Regions from separate parts of the Homo sapiens genome. Here region 2 is linked to region 1. A link is a loop called in an ENCODE intact Hi-C map of the cell type or tissue named here. Cell type or tissue: gastrocnemius medialis. All regions are shown on one strand. Links, peaks and the distances in the headings refer to the core of each region. The heading gives the core; the rest is flanking DNA.

Region 1 (7,529 bases), core at 1,566-6,565:
CGTGTTCCCTTCCCACATTTACTCTTTTGCACACTGACTAAGTGTCAGTGCCTTTGCGTTGTTGGTTTGAAATGGGTCACCTCCTGCTGGAGACAAATCCCGATTAGAATTTTCTGTGTGTCCCCAAACCCAGCCTTTTTCACCTCAAGAAGTGAGTGAATTAGCAGATCATGAAAGCAGGTTTTAAAAAGTAGGTTAGGCTGGGTGTGGTGGCTCAGGTCTCTAATCCCAGCGCTTTGGGAAGTTGAGGCTGGACGATAACTTGAGGCCATGAGTTTGAGACCAGTCTGGGCAACATAGCGAAATCCTGTCTCTATGAAAAATAAAAAAAGCTTAGCTGCGCATGGTGGTATGTGCCTGCAGTCATAGGTATTTCAGAGGCTGCCGCAGGAGGTTAGCTTGAACCCAGGTGTTTGAGGCTGCAGTGAACTATGATTGTGCTACTGCACTCCAACCTGGGTGACAGACTGAGACCCCCATCTCAAAAATAAATAAATAAGTAAAAAATGAGTTGTGAGTTTTAGACTGGCAGAAACCTCAGAACTCACCTCTGTGTGAAGCATGGAAGCAATATTGACTCCATAAGGCTGTGGGACTTGATCAAGGTCACAAAGCTCATGGGGGAAACCGGAATGCAGGCCTCTTCACTCGGGGCCCATCTTTGAGTCAAAGAGTGTGTTTCACTGCTACATATTAATGGTCTGTGAATTTTCTGTTAGTTATGAATAGAGTGGAAGGTATGGGCATTTCTAATGGTCTATGAATGTATTGCCCCTGTGTCATTCATCCCTTCTCAGGACCAGACATTGCACCCCTTGGGGCTCAGAATAACAAAACAAAGCTAGTGAGACATGGTACGTCAGGGCTTCAAGCTAACCACTTCTACCTACTGGTTGTGTGACCTTGTGTGATCCTCCTAACCTTTCTTAACTCCTTCTGGTTTCCTCATCTTTAACATAAGGAGTTGTAGTAAGGCTTATTCATTCAATAATTATTTACTGAATGTGTACTATGTGCCAGGGATTTTTCTGGGTGCTGAGAATACAATTGAGAATGAAGCAAAGTCCCTGTGCTCGTGGAAGTCATATTTCAGTGAGGAAGATGACTAGACAATATGCATATGCATTTGTGTATACAGTGTATGCGTGTGTATGTTTGCATATATGTAGTGTGTTTGTGTGTCTGTGTGTCTGTGTGTGTGTGTGTGTGTGTGTGTGTAATCATGGCAAAAATGGGAAAAATGGGGAAGTTGTTCTGAAGAGAATACTTAAGGTTATGGCTGAGCAACCATTTGGTAAGAGATCATGGATGTGATTCATGGATTTAATCAGCCATCTCAGCAGAAGCCAGGAATTGAGATGGGATTTTACCATCAAAGACAGTATCAGTTTGAACTACAGGGGAAGGAGAAAGTAGATGTGGAGTGAAGGAAGGCTGTCAGACATCAAGGAGTGATAGGTGCTGTGAAGAAAAAATAAAACAGGGTAAAGGGATGAAGAAAAATGGGAATAGGATTGCAGATAGGTTGACTAGGTAAAGCCTCCTAGAAGGGGAAATGTTTGTGAAGAGACTGAATAAAATGAGCTTGTAAACAGTGTGACTATCAGGGGAATAGGATTGCAGGCAGAGGAAATAGTTATATGCTATGCACAAGTGCTATGATCTGTGTTTGCGTTTCCCTAAAATTCCTGTGTTGAAACCTAATCACCAAGGTGTTGGTATTAGAAGGTGGAGCCTTTGGGAGGTGATTGGGTCATGAGAGCTTCACCTGATGAATGGGATTAGTACCCTCATGAAAGAGGGCCCAGAGAGCTGCCTTCTTTTTCTGCCATGTGAGGGCATCTCGAAGGTGCCGTCTATGAGGAATGGGCCCTCACCAAACACTGAATCTGCATGCACCTCGTAAATTTCCTAGTGTCAGGTATTTTGCTCTAGCAGCCTGAATGGACCAAGATAATGTGCAAAGGTCATGATGCAGGAATATGCCCAGCGTGTTTGAAGAGCCGGAGCACAGTGCCCGAGAGAACCTATGATGAGACCTGAGCAAGCTGAGAAGGAACCTGGACCTGGCCAGGAAGGAAGGACAGGGAGCTCATTCTGAGAGTGACAGGAAGCCACTGAGGGCATGAACTGGGCTGAGCCATTGGACTTTCCACTTAAAAGGATCACTGTGGAGTCTGGGGCAGAATAAACATAGGGAGGACAAATTGGAAAACCAGTTAGGAGGCTATTTTTAAAATATGTGCATTTATCAGGCTAGAGATAAGGACAGCTTGACCACTGTGGTGCTGGAAGTAGTGAGACGTTTTGGATTTGGGATGTCTTTGAAGGTACAGCTGATAACACTTCCTGGTGTGCTGAGGTGTGAGTGGAAGTGGAGAGTTGTGAATGACTCCAAAGTTTGTTTGTTTTTTTAAATAACAGCTTTATTGAGATACAATCCACATACCAGCAAGTTTACAATTCAGTGCTTTTTAGTATATTCATAGAGTTGTGCAGTCATCACCATAATCAGCTTTAGGGCATTTTATCACCCCTGAAAGAGGCCCTCTACCCTTTAGCTATCACTCTGTGGCCCTACCATCCTCCCCACCCCCCAGCTCTAGGCAACCACTCATCTACATTCTGTCTCCATAGATTTATTTATTCTGGACATTTTAGAGATAAGTCCAAGTATATGATGTGTAGTTTTGTGGCTGGTGTCTTTAATTTAGCAGGTTTTCAAGGTTCATTCAGGTTATACCAGGTATAACTGCATTCCTTTTTATGCCTGAATAATATTCCATTGTATGGATGTACCACATTTTGTTTATCCCTTTATGCGCTGACAGACACTTGGAGTATTTCCATCTTTTGGCTATTGTGAATAATGCTGCCAAGACACTAAGACACTTAGCCTGATGTACTCCCTCTTCAATTTTCCTCCAGGATCATGTGCTTCTAACCTTGTCTCCCTCTTTCTGCTATATTCCCTGTCCCTCCCTGCTTCTTTCCTGGCTTCTTGTTCACAAGGATTCTCTGGCCTTCTCTATCTTAAAACCAGTCCTGCAAACAAGCAGTAATTTGGAAATTCCTTGCTGCTCCTTCCATATGTCCACTTCCTCCGCTTTCTCCTCCTCCTTTGTCTCTTCCTCCTCTCCTCCTCTTCCCTCTTGTCCTCCACTTTGATCTCCCCTTCTTTCTCTTCCACTCTCTCTTCCTCGTTACTGCAACATATTGGTCCATCTTCAACTCATAATTTTCTACCCACTCCCTCATGCTGCTTTTCTCTCTGTATCATAAGAGTGCTTCTCCAAGGTCATCAGTGGTGCCCTTCTCACTGATTTCGAGGGCTCCTTCCTCATCCTTATCCTGCTGAAGTTGATCATTTTTCAGAAGCCTTCTCACCTGGCTTCCAGAGCACTGCACTGTGCCTGCTCTCCTGAGACCTCTCCCACCCTCTTCTTCCTCCCCTCCCTCTTCAGCTGCTCTCCTCTGCCTTGGGTAGCAATGGCTCCTTCTGAGCCATCACCTCAAGGTGGATGGCTTCCAGACCCCTTCTAGCCCAGCCTTTCACCTCAGCACTTTGCCTGCACCAGGCAGCAATGTGTCTGCCGACTCCTCCTCCCCTCCTCCCCTTCCTCTTCCTCCCCCTCCTCCTCACCACCTTCCTTCCCTCTGTCCGCGCCCCCCACACCCACCCAGTCATGTTGCCGGCCTCTCTCTGCCTCCTTTTGATCCCACACTTGATTGCAGTCTGGCTTTCTCATGCATCCCTAGTTTCTATCAGTGGTGCCATCATCTCCCTCCTCACTTGGGCTGGAAGCTCGGCCATTATGCTCGCCGCCCTCATCTCAGTTATCTTTGGAGTGCCACCAAGTTTCCTTTATTTATGATGACTCTCCATCTGCCCTGGCTCTTCCTCTTCCATTACCAATGCCCTGATTCAAGCTGTTGGCATCTGCCGCCTGGGTGATTGCACCCTCCCCGCAGGCCATGCTGCCTTACTCACAGCTGCCGATGTGATACTTACGAAGCCAGGGCCTGGCTGACCGCAAAGCCCAGCTGGGCCGGGAGGCCAGATTGCCCAAGTGCAGCGCCTGCTTCCACTACTCATTTATTGTGTGAGCTTGGGGAAGTTACTTAATCTTCCTGGGTCTCAGCTGTCTATCTGTAAATTGGGCATGGGTGACGGTATTCAATGTGCCACAATCCAATGACTGTGAAGATTAAATAAGATGATATAGGTAGTGTGCTTGGAAAGTGACCTGGTGCATAGTAAGCCCTCAACAAATGTCAGCTGTTGATATTGTTGTGATTGTCAAGCCCTGCACAGAGTCCAATCACCACTTTCTTGGCCAGAGATTTGGCTTCAGCTCTTTCTGCATCTCCTGCTCAGGGGAGCCAGGTTGGAGCAAAGATCACAGGAAAGCCAGGCCTGAATGGGCCACTTCCTGCCCACTGTGTCTGGCCTCAGGGCTGGCCTTGGTTGGCCCTCACAGTCTTTTCAAATGAACTTCATCAAAAGGAAAGAAGGAACACATATGAGGAAAGAGAGGGACGTAGGGTTAGAGTCTGCAGTCCTGGGTTGAATTCCACTCACCAACTTTACTTAGCTCCTCTGAGCCCAAGTTCTCTTATCTATAAAATGGAATGATGATCTTGACCTTGTAAAAGAAAACACACACGCAAGAACACACAAATGCACACACAACACACATGTGCACTCATATACATGCATATGCAACACATGCACACACATGTATACACACATGCACATAACACATACACAAACACAAAACATGTACACACATATACAAATGTAATATACACAGAGTGCACACATGCACGCAGACATGCATACACAAACATCTATCCCCACATCCACATCCACACACACTGGCACAGAATCGGTAAGCCATCAAGGGCACTTCTTTGTAGCCTCTAAACACTAGTAAGAGGATGAAAGATGAGAAAGATTGGAGCTTTCATTCTTCTGATTTCTTCTGCAAGGGCATTGCCCACTCCCCATCCCACACCCAGTTTCGACATCCCTCTTGGAGTTCTCTCATTTCGTCCAGACCAGAACACTTGCTCCCAGGGAGAAGGGAGGAGAGACCTTAAGTGCTCCCCTGAAATGGCGGTGAGTGGTTACAGGAAGAGATCAATATACAACACATCGTTACCATGCCTCTACTCTGTGCAGAAACCTTTGAAGATGCCATGTCAGTGACCCCAACTCTTTGGTTTGTGGATTGGGGGCCCTAGCCTAGCCTTGTTTCCCCGGCACATCAGTGAGGCTAGCCTGGGCACTGCCATGCACATGTGCCTGCCTTGGGACCATTCTCCTGCTCATTTACTCAGTATGCTGTTTCATGGGAATGTGTCTTACCTCCTCATCTGGAGCCTAAGCTCCCTGAAGGTAAGAACTGTTCCTGAACTTCTTTTAGATTCCCCAAATGTGAATTTTCACTCACAAAAAATTCTTTCTGAAGAGTGAATGAATACCTTCTTTAGAGTTTGATTTACTACAAAAACTTAAAACTCAACTAATAAATATAGTTATATAAATTTTTATGTAGTTTAAGTCAATCCCCTAACTTGTCTGTCTCATGGTGTAACACCTTAATTAATCTAATGTTTTCTTTCTTTTGATTTCAACTTCTCAGGAGTAGTCATCAGGACATACTTAATGAAATATCTTCCCCTTTGAGGTATTGAATTCTAAGTATTGAATTATCTTCCTCTTCGGAATCATCAGATTAAAAGATATAGATGGACTGTATCAATATTGCACTTTATTATTTGAGAGCTAGAGAAATTGAATAAAAGGAATTATATTAGAGAGAGTGATGCATGGTGCTTATGCAGTTATTAGTTTACTATATAATGAGTATTTATAGTGTCCCTGGCTCTGTGCTAGAGGCTGGCATAAAAGTAATCAATACCTGCCCTTAAAGAATAGGGAAGTAGATGTGTGAAGAATGCAATGACAGTTGCAATAATTGAGCCCAAGACCTCCCACTCAGAAAAAGAAGAAAACCATGTCAACAGTGCAATCACTAAAGGCTTTTTGATGTCATATAATATTTGACTTTCACCCATTGGCCTCTGATTTTTGTCCTCTGTAATTTGCGTTATATGTGTAATTCGGAAATGAATAATATTAATATTTGATGTTAAAAGATTGCTTGCTTCTAATTTTCCAGATGGTGGTTTTCAAACTCTAGCATGTACCTTGTATTAGTATCACCTGTAGGACTTCTTAAACCTCAGTTGCCAGGCCCCACCCCCAGAGTTTCTCCTTCAGTAAGTCTGTGACAATGATGGTCAATTTGCATTTGTAACGAGTTCCCAGGCAGGGCTGATGCTGCTGATCTGGGAAACACATTTTGAGAACCACTGCTCTAAATTGCCTGTATAAAAACTGAGAGATCCAAAAATATTGGCATATTGCTTTGCAGTTTTAAAATCCATAAATTTCACTCAAAAAATATTGAGCCACCTAGGACATGCCAAGCATGGTGCAAGCTCTTGTGGATTAAAGGGTACACTCCATAGAAATGGTACCTGCTGCTTGAAGTCATTATAATCATAATCTTTAATTCCTCCATGAGGGAAATGAAGGTAAAAGTCAACCTCTTAATGAGCTCTCTCAGCTGATTGTTGTATCACCATCCCAGACCTTCCACTCCCCAAGCCACTGTCCTTCCCACTGTGCCTCTTGTCTATTTACTTGTTAGATGTGGTTACTTTTTTCCCCAATGTTGAGATTAATTTTTCTAATTCTGCTGAATGTCAGCTTTCTGTCAAGCTTTTTTTTTTGCATATTCCAATTTAATTATATTTTACTTATTGTCTTTCATAGATGGGCTTCATGTATCTTCCTTTCTTTGCCTTTGGTTTTTAAATCCTGTTTGTGTTTGTCCAGATGTGTTTGTGTTTCTCCTGCCAGCGAATCTTACTAGTTTTTTTCTGTGCAATAATGTCTGCCTTCCGACTTTAAAATAGGATGCCTCTGAGACTGAACGTCTTGATGGTGCACTATTTATTCCCCCGGTTTACTTCTTGCCTCAGAGTGCTAATATTAGGCACTGCATCTTAGCAGACACGGCTGAGGCCCTGATACCAGCTGCTCAGATCCCCCCAGGGTGAGAGCTGAGACTGGTGGGTTCTCTTGGTAGCATCAGCATTCAGCCCAAATTCAGCAGCCTCACCTCACTGCACAGGCCAGACTATTAAAAGACCAGGAGCGTTAAAAATAGCTCTCGTCGCAATTGCCACCATGGGAGCCTTCAGAACAGCTCTCCAAAGAAACAATTAGACTCTGCCTTAGAGAGCCAAAGCAACACAGGAGAATTTTTTTTTTTATTATTTCAGTAGAGAAATCATGAAGTAAACATCATACACAAAAACAACTGTGCAGGGAAGGAGAATGTTTTTTTAAAAATGCCCACAACTGATTGATCGCCCTTCTTCTTCATAATCTGACTCATTTAGCTAACTTCGCTTACACCTCATGTAATTTACCATTGACCTCTGGAAGGTTT
Region 2 (7,529 bases), core at 822-5,821, 86 kb before region 1:
TATTTTCTTATTCTTGAACTCTGCTTCCCTCCCTTCTGGGTAAACTATTCCTATAAGCCTTGTCCTTTAAAATGAAAGTTTCAAAAGCAACTGGAGCTGGGGTACCTCATTCTGTAAATTTGACAGAGAGAGTGATTTTGGAGAAAGTCTTCCTGAAGGCAGGGGGCACCACTGGGGCTGTATTAGCTGGGGTGAGGGCTGCTGGCAGTATTGAAAGGGGGAAAAGTTCCAGTAGAAAAGTAGGGGTGGGGGATGTTGCTAACATCTCAGCTTGGCTGGAGGGCTTCCTGAAGCCAGGCATAGTGGCCAGTGTTAATTTTCTGTGTGTGTCTATTTTAGCTATTCAGGCATCAAGTCTCTAGATGTGTATTCCTTTGTCTCAGCCATTTCTTGACGAATCCTTTTGTTTCCTGCTCAGGAATTAAAAGGAATCCAGAGATAAAAAGGCCAGATCCTGCCACTCCCTAGCTGCCCTCCTGTTCCATTTTGTTACTGTCTGACTACCAGCTCCTGTGACTGCTTCCTGGCCATGTGGAGCAGCTGGGACCTGGCTCCCTGTGGAAGACTCAGGGTGATAGGGACGAGATGGGAGGAGACAGGGCGAGCGACCGACCAGGACATGCCAGAAGAAAGGACTCCCATAGGAAGTGAAAGATGCTTAGCATACGTTTTTCTCTTGTCAGAAAAGCCCACGGGGAGATGCAGAACCAAACTGGAAATTCACCTCTTGGTACTGTGAAGAGCTGAGGGTCTGCGTGTCTCTTTTCTGTACACTCTGACTTTAGGTGATATTTTCCCTGCCTCTAATATTCACTTAAGTTGAATTTCACTCTTTAATCTTATGTATTTCTATGAGCCTCTCAGATCTTATAGAGTAAGTTAAGATATAAAGAAATAAGATAGTTGGCAGGACACTTAAATTTTTGGAATATTCTTTAACTTGGTAATATCTTTATTGATTATATATTTTTAAGGATCTTTGTTTCCCAGCTCTGATGCAGTGAAGCTGGGTTGATTCTTTAAAATGTGTTAACTCATCTTTTGTAATCCATCTTTACTGAATGTAAATTCTTACTAGCACACTGGCACCCTGGAATATTCAAAGAAGTTATTCTTCCTGGAATATTCTCCTTTGGATCAGAAAACTCAGGCAGGGCATATCTGCTTTATCCACACTTCTTTGTTTTTTTTTTGAGACAGAGTCTCTCTTTGTTGCCCATGCTGGAGTGCAATGGCACGATCTCTGCTCACTGCAGCCTCTGCCTCCCGGGCTCAAGTGATTCTCCTGCCTCAGCCTCCTGAGTAGCTGGGGTTACAGGCTCCCACCACCACGCCCAGCTAATTTTGTATCTTTAGTAGAGATGGCGTCCTGACCTCAAATATTCCTCCTGCCTCAGCCTCCCAAAGTGCTGGAATTACAGGCATGAGCCACTGCGCCCAGCCTATCCACACTTCTAGAACTGCCCATTTTCTATAACTGCCCCTTTCATTCTCATAATGTCAGGCCCTGCATTCTCCAGACCTACCCAGTTACATGAAGCCTCTAGTCTCTGATCCATTCTCAAACAAGCCTGCAGTACTTTATTAGCTTTTATTGGTGGAGGGAGTTCCCATGTACATCTTACCATTCAAATCAATTTTCCTGGGGTCCCTGGCCCCTTGGTTGTACATTGAACTGGAATATTCTCCTCTAAATGCATAGACACTAAGCTTCCTCCAGCTTCCTGGAGCAAAACCTGATTTCCTTAGGCATAAAGTCCCACTGCCCACAGTCCCAGCTTCACGACCCTTACCCTGACCAGCTGCTTCATCTGTGGTAGGTCCCCTTCTCCGTGGTCTGGACCCTGATTTCATGATAGTCCCATTAGTTCTGCCTTGGACCATGCCCTCTTCTTAGATACCAAGGCCAGCTCAGATTGGGGCTGTGTCTTTCCTGCCTCTGAACCCTGTGGTTTGGCTTGCTGGGCAGCCTTCCTAGCTGTTCACCTAACTCAGCTCTGCAGGTTTCCCACTGGTTCTTCTCCGTGTAGCTGGCGTCATTTCTCTCCACTCTGATTCCCTTCCCCTTCTTTTATAAAATCTTTGCTTTACCAGTCATGTGTCTCACATTACTTTCTGCTAATCACATTGACAGCCAGTATCACACAAAGTAGCATCAGAATGTTCTCCGTTCCCCCCCACAAACCTTTTCTGGCATGATGATTTTATATGTTTAATTAAACTGTAAACTTCTAGAGAGATTGGACCATGCCATAGCTCCTTGCAACCATGATGACCACATGTTCGTCACTTGACTGGTTAAATTTTGTTCCTATGTAAAAGTTATTCTGCCATTTCCTAATGCCATGTGAAGAAAATTCCCAGCTGCAAAATGTCAACCTTAAGAATTATTTGTAGGTTTTCACAATCTACCTCTGTGACATTTAAATCCTCATTCCCCCTTTTTATTATATTAAAAGTATTTTAGAGTATCAAATGCCAAAAAAAAAAAAAAAAAAAGAGAGAGAAACTTTCATCATTCTTTTGGGAATGTTACATTTTGTCCTCTAAGATACCCTGCTCTGGGGGCCAGGGGTAAAACAGTTGAAGAAAGTTTGGAAAAGATATCATCTATAGAATCATTAACATCTTTCACTGAAAACTTAAGATTTAAAAAAAATGCAAATATTTCACCTTTTCATGGTCATTTTAAAACCACAATTGAGTAAGTTCTGCTGAACTCACTGCAATGGTGGGGGTAGGGAGTGTAGCGGGGAGAACCATTGGAATGTTCCAATGCAATAGTTTGAAAAGAACAAAAGCAGAGGAAATATAAAGCTTCCCTGAATGGCATAATTTACATCAAATTCTTATAGCTCACATTTGCTTAGTTCAAAGATTTCTATGAAATTTGAGTTTTACTTAAATTGAGACCTCATATTAATATTGTCAGCAATCAAGATTATTCTTTTTGATCTTCTATTACTTAATGGATTTTAGGATTTAAAAAAATTAGTTGGCCTGAACTCCATGCCCTATTTCTATATGCCCTAATCCTAAATATTGTCATGGTCAGCATGATTTACTTATTGGTACCTGTTGATTGTGGTGATACCCCGAGCATTCCATTCTGGATACGTCTGTCCCTGGAGCTGGCAGTCTAAGGTCCATTGGCCCTGCTGGGATGGGCTTCCCAGGCTGCGGTGGTGTTGGAGCAGGTGATCAAAGATGGATGAGATGTTTCTCTTCCTACCAAGACTGTCCCTGAAATCAGGTTGGTTAGAAAGGAAGATCCCTGGTCCCCCCAATGGACCTGGTAGCTCCTCAGGAGACTCTTTCACAATGCTCTCAGCCAATTTCTTTGAGCACTAAAAGTTATGCAAATTCTAGGAATTTATCAAGAAGTAAAGGACAACCCTCAGTAGGGTAAAGCCAGTCTGAGTCCATGTGGAAGGGCACTGTCATGAGTTACTAAGATGCTTCTGCAGTTTTTGAGCATCAGTTTCAAAATTTAATAGAACAGAGCAGTTGCAGATATTCTACAATTTGGGCCTGATCCATTACGTGGGGGATTGCCTGGTTTTGAGAAGCAAACTGAAGATATGACTTCAAAGCCATAAATTCTCCTTTTCTCTCCTTCCTCATTCTGCCTCATTTTCTCTCTCTCCCCATCAACACTCTATTTAAAAAAAATAAAGCTAGTGCATTTTATTTACAGGTTAATTTATGAAAATTACATAATAAGTTATTTTTATATTTTAAAGCATTTCTTCTTAATTCTAGAAAGAAATACTTTATCCCTTAATAATAATGAATTTTAACCGAAATCTTGTCTGTGGAATTCGATTAAATATTTCTTTAAAACTTTCCCTTTTTCTTTTAACTTAGAGACAAACTTTCTCGGGGCTTTGCCAGCTTACGGTCAAAAGCTTTTCTTAGCTTCTGTCAGTGCAAATTTCAACTAAGAAAGTAATTTTTTAAATTGCCTTTTTTTATAGCCAAATTTCTGCTCCTTTGTAGCATCTCTTCTCTTTCTTTGGAGAGAGGAAGAAAGAGAAGGAGAGCAGGAAAGAGAGAGAATTTCTCAGGACAAAATATGCAAACTTCCAGAAGTATGCGTTTCTCTCAACAAGGTAATTTATTTTCTTTTGAAGAATGAAAAAGACTCTATTGTCTATTTATTATGAAATTAATATATACAAGAAAGATAAGAAAAACTGGTTTCTTCTCCTATAACCCGCCCCTCTACTGACAACCAGTGTTTACATTTTGTGATATTTCCTTTTCTTTGCATGACAGTGCATGTATATAGACATACACTGTTTTTGGAAAGAAGAATACATTCATTTACTGTCTGGTTATTTGCTTTTTTCATTTAATGTTTCACTGACAATCTTTTATGTTAATAAATATAAATCTCTAACAGTTTTCTTTGTGGTGGTATAGGGTTCCATTGAATCAATGTACTATAATTTATTATCAATAGGCTATCGTTACACAATTCGTTCCTTCCTTTCTTTCTTCCTTTTTTCTGCTTCTTTGGGCAGAATTTCAAATGTTGGTATAACCACATCTTTGTGTCTTCTCGGATGATTTATTTGGGTTAAATTCCCAGATATGGAATTTACTGGATCAAAGGGTTTGTATATTTTAATGGCACATTTGATACACATTATCCAGTTGTCTTTAACTTTCTTCCAGTTTTCGCTCAGGACAGCCAGTTTATCTTCAGAATTCTGTGTTGCTCCACTTCCATCAACCTTCAGGTGGCATTCAACTTGAAATTTACGTGTACTTTTTAGCAACGTCCTTAAGAATCTGAGACTTTTAGGGATCTCCTCAAGGAAAAAACAGTGATCATTAACAGTTTTCAGAAAAAGGACAGTGCAAATCTCCTTAAGCAGAAGATATTTAAGTGGTTTCATCACAATATTGCATTTATACATTGGAGTAATGGTAAATGTAGTGGTTTCATTGTATTACTACATTTGCACATCACAGTCAATGTGGAATGGCCAGGAAGGTTAGGAAATAAACAGGGGGTTGCTGCTTTCATGGTCTTTCATGGACGCTATCACATTGCCAAGTTCTAGTGACATTCCTCTCATTTAATGTTATGCAGAGAACAGTCATATTCCAGAAGATCACAATTCCTGATTTCATTTCCATTTCCTTCTCTGTGATCCTTTTGCTTTTCCACTACAATCTCCTGAAGGTAGATATTTAAGTACCTTTTATCATAGACTTTTTACGAGGTCAGAATGAGTGCATGAGAATGGAAGGAAGGATTTTTCAGAAAATGCAAATGTTTTGAAAACCCATCAGAGAGGTGTTAGAGATGATCATTTACTTTTGACATGAAATCATGGTAGTTTTAATTGTTTCTCACAAAGGTCTTGGGTATAAAACTCAGAGCATCAAGAAAATGGACCAGAGTCGAACATGTCAGCAGAAGAAAATTGTCTAGTTTTTGAAGAATATAAATAATTGGGATTGCATTTTGAAAATGCTGTCTTGCTTTCTCATCTCAAATGCTCTCTCTGACATTTGGGTTTTGAATGCCATGATATTTTTGGTATTCACGTGCATTCTTCACAAGCAATCCTCACATGGTTGTCCTGTTTTAATGCCGTAATTGTGAGTTTGACCTACAAAAGTTATATTTGCTTGGTAGACAAATGGATAATCTCCTTAAATAAATACATGACAAATGCTGTTTGGCTGCATCGCTAATAACAGATGACAGCCTCTGGAACATTCCATGATAAAAAACAGGGATCACGTCATCTGCTCATTTATCTGCATCCTTGTTTATCATCAACTAACATTTATGGATTAATGACTACATGTAGGACACTGTTCCCAGGACTGGGAATACAAAGAAATACCAGGTCCCAATCCCTGACTTTAAGAGATTTTAGCCTCCAAACAAACAAGTTATACTCATTATGTAACTCAGATAAATCTTGTTGTCTCATGTCCTAGTCTTGTTCATAAAGTCACATTCAAGTAACCAAAAATTAAAACACTGTATATGTTTACTCATCTTTTTGAGGGATTATGAATAAGAGTGGAAAAAATGCATTCCTGTCGTGCAGCAAAAAACTGCATCCATCTTATCTTGTCCTTTCTCTTCTCTTAATAGTCTCCATGTGTTTGGCACCTGCTTTCTTAAATTCTCTCTCCCACTATCAAGGTCTGCTTCCCAATGTCTCAGCCTTTGAGGCTTTCCTTTCCTTTCTCTTCTTGTCCTGTTCCTTTAGCACAGTGCTTTATATGTCACTGTAGCCTCTCTGTTTGTTTTTAGTTCTTCTATTTCCTTCCTTACTTGGATTCTCCACTGCAAAGAATTTGACTGGGAGATGACCCAGCAAGCTGGCCTTTCTCCCTTTCAAGCTGAAGTAAGGGGCAATTGCTAACATTCATGTAACATGTAATTGTTACTCTAGTTAGACGTTAATGATTTTGAGATGATGTGGCACATCAAGAGATTAATCGGAAGATCAAGGAGTGTCTATTCAATATTAGATGAACTGTACAGTCCATTTAGGGTCTACATGAATTCACATCGCAAGTTGAGAGTAGTCACCAAGGGGCAAGTGAAGGCTTTAGAACTCGAGGTGTATCTTGAGCTTGGCCTTGAACTGAAGAGCAGGTATGAGAGGGAAAGGCATTTGGGGTAAAGGGGAACGGTGTGAGTAACAACACGGGAGGGAGAATGCTCTGTTTAGAAATAATAGGACAATTTGGCTAGGGTAGTGGAAAGTTATGGAAAATTAACAAAGGGATAGGATGTAAGAGCCAGACTGCAAAGGGGTGTGTGTGCTGTGTTGAGATCTGTATTTAGCTTGTAGGCAGTGGTGATGCAGGGTTTTAAGTAGAGGAGGGGGTGCTGGTGGTGGCTGTGGTGGAGATATAACATGGGGAGTGTTATGGAGTAGCTTTTGGTAAAATGAAGAGCCAGAATCCAGTGGGTGGAAGTGGGAGCAAAAGCAGGCCTATGGGTGTCAGGACCACTGTCAAAGTCAACTCTAGACGTGCTTGTGTGTGAGGGAAGTACTGAGAAACAAGGTGGCAGAATCAAGAGTGACAGACACCACGGTTTCAGGGGGGGAGGTCTCATCAATGGGAATATACCAAGTTAGAAAGAAAGGTTCTTTTCTGAAAAGAACTGCTGCATTGCATTTGGATGTGTTTTTGGCATTCAGTGGGCAGTTAAAAGTGCAGAACCCCAATTCACGGGGAGGCCAGGGGTAGAAGTTGAGTGCAGAGGTGGGAGTCTTCCGTAGGGAGGTTAGAATGGAAGCTGCTGGGGAGGAAGGAACACACAGAGAGAGAAGGCGTGGGGAGCAGAGAGAAGGAATCTGGGTAAACGCGAGTGTTGAGCTATGTGTAGCACATGGGAGGAGAAAGTGAGCCAGCCAAAGAGGAGTAAGGGAGAGGTGGAGCTGGAGACAGATGGTGAGAGGGAGTGGGAGGGGAAAAGCAAATCCTAGAGGGAATTTCAAGGTTTGAGATTTTAGCAGCAAGTAGATTTCAATGGCGGTAAA

Evidence for each region. Hi-C counts contacts between places; a loop is a spot of excess contacts. Peaks named below come from ENCODE experiments on the same cell type or tissue, not always from the same donor. Only the 100,000 strongest peaks of a DNase experiment are listed, where the experiment ranks them.
Region 2: it touches region 1 in a loop (2.2-fold over the local background); 1 of 110 quality-filtered maps calls a loop at or near these places.

Annotation. Positions count from the first base shown.
Region 1 is chr2:229,485,640-229,493,168 of GRCh38, reverse strand. All of the region lies in intron 6 of DNER (delta/notch like EGF repeat containing), which reads left to right. Among named protein-coding and RNA genes, the nearest start is that of PID1, 220 kb to the right of the region's middle. RefSeq lists an enhancer at 6,218-6,719. In gastrocnemius medialis, for the core only: no CTCF peak of the experiment used is centred there; a DNase peak (open chromatin) is centred at 3,998.
Region 2 is chr2:229,571,299-229,578,827 of GRCh38, reverse strand. The region is part of intron 4 of DNER (delta/notch like EGF repeat containing); the gene reads left to right. Among named protein-coding and RNA genes, the nearest start is that of DNER, 140 kb to the left of the region's middle. In gastrocnemius medialis, for the core only: no CTCF peak of the experiment used is centred there; no DNase peak of the experiment used is centred there.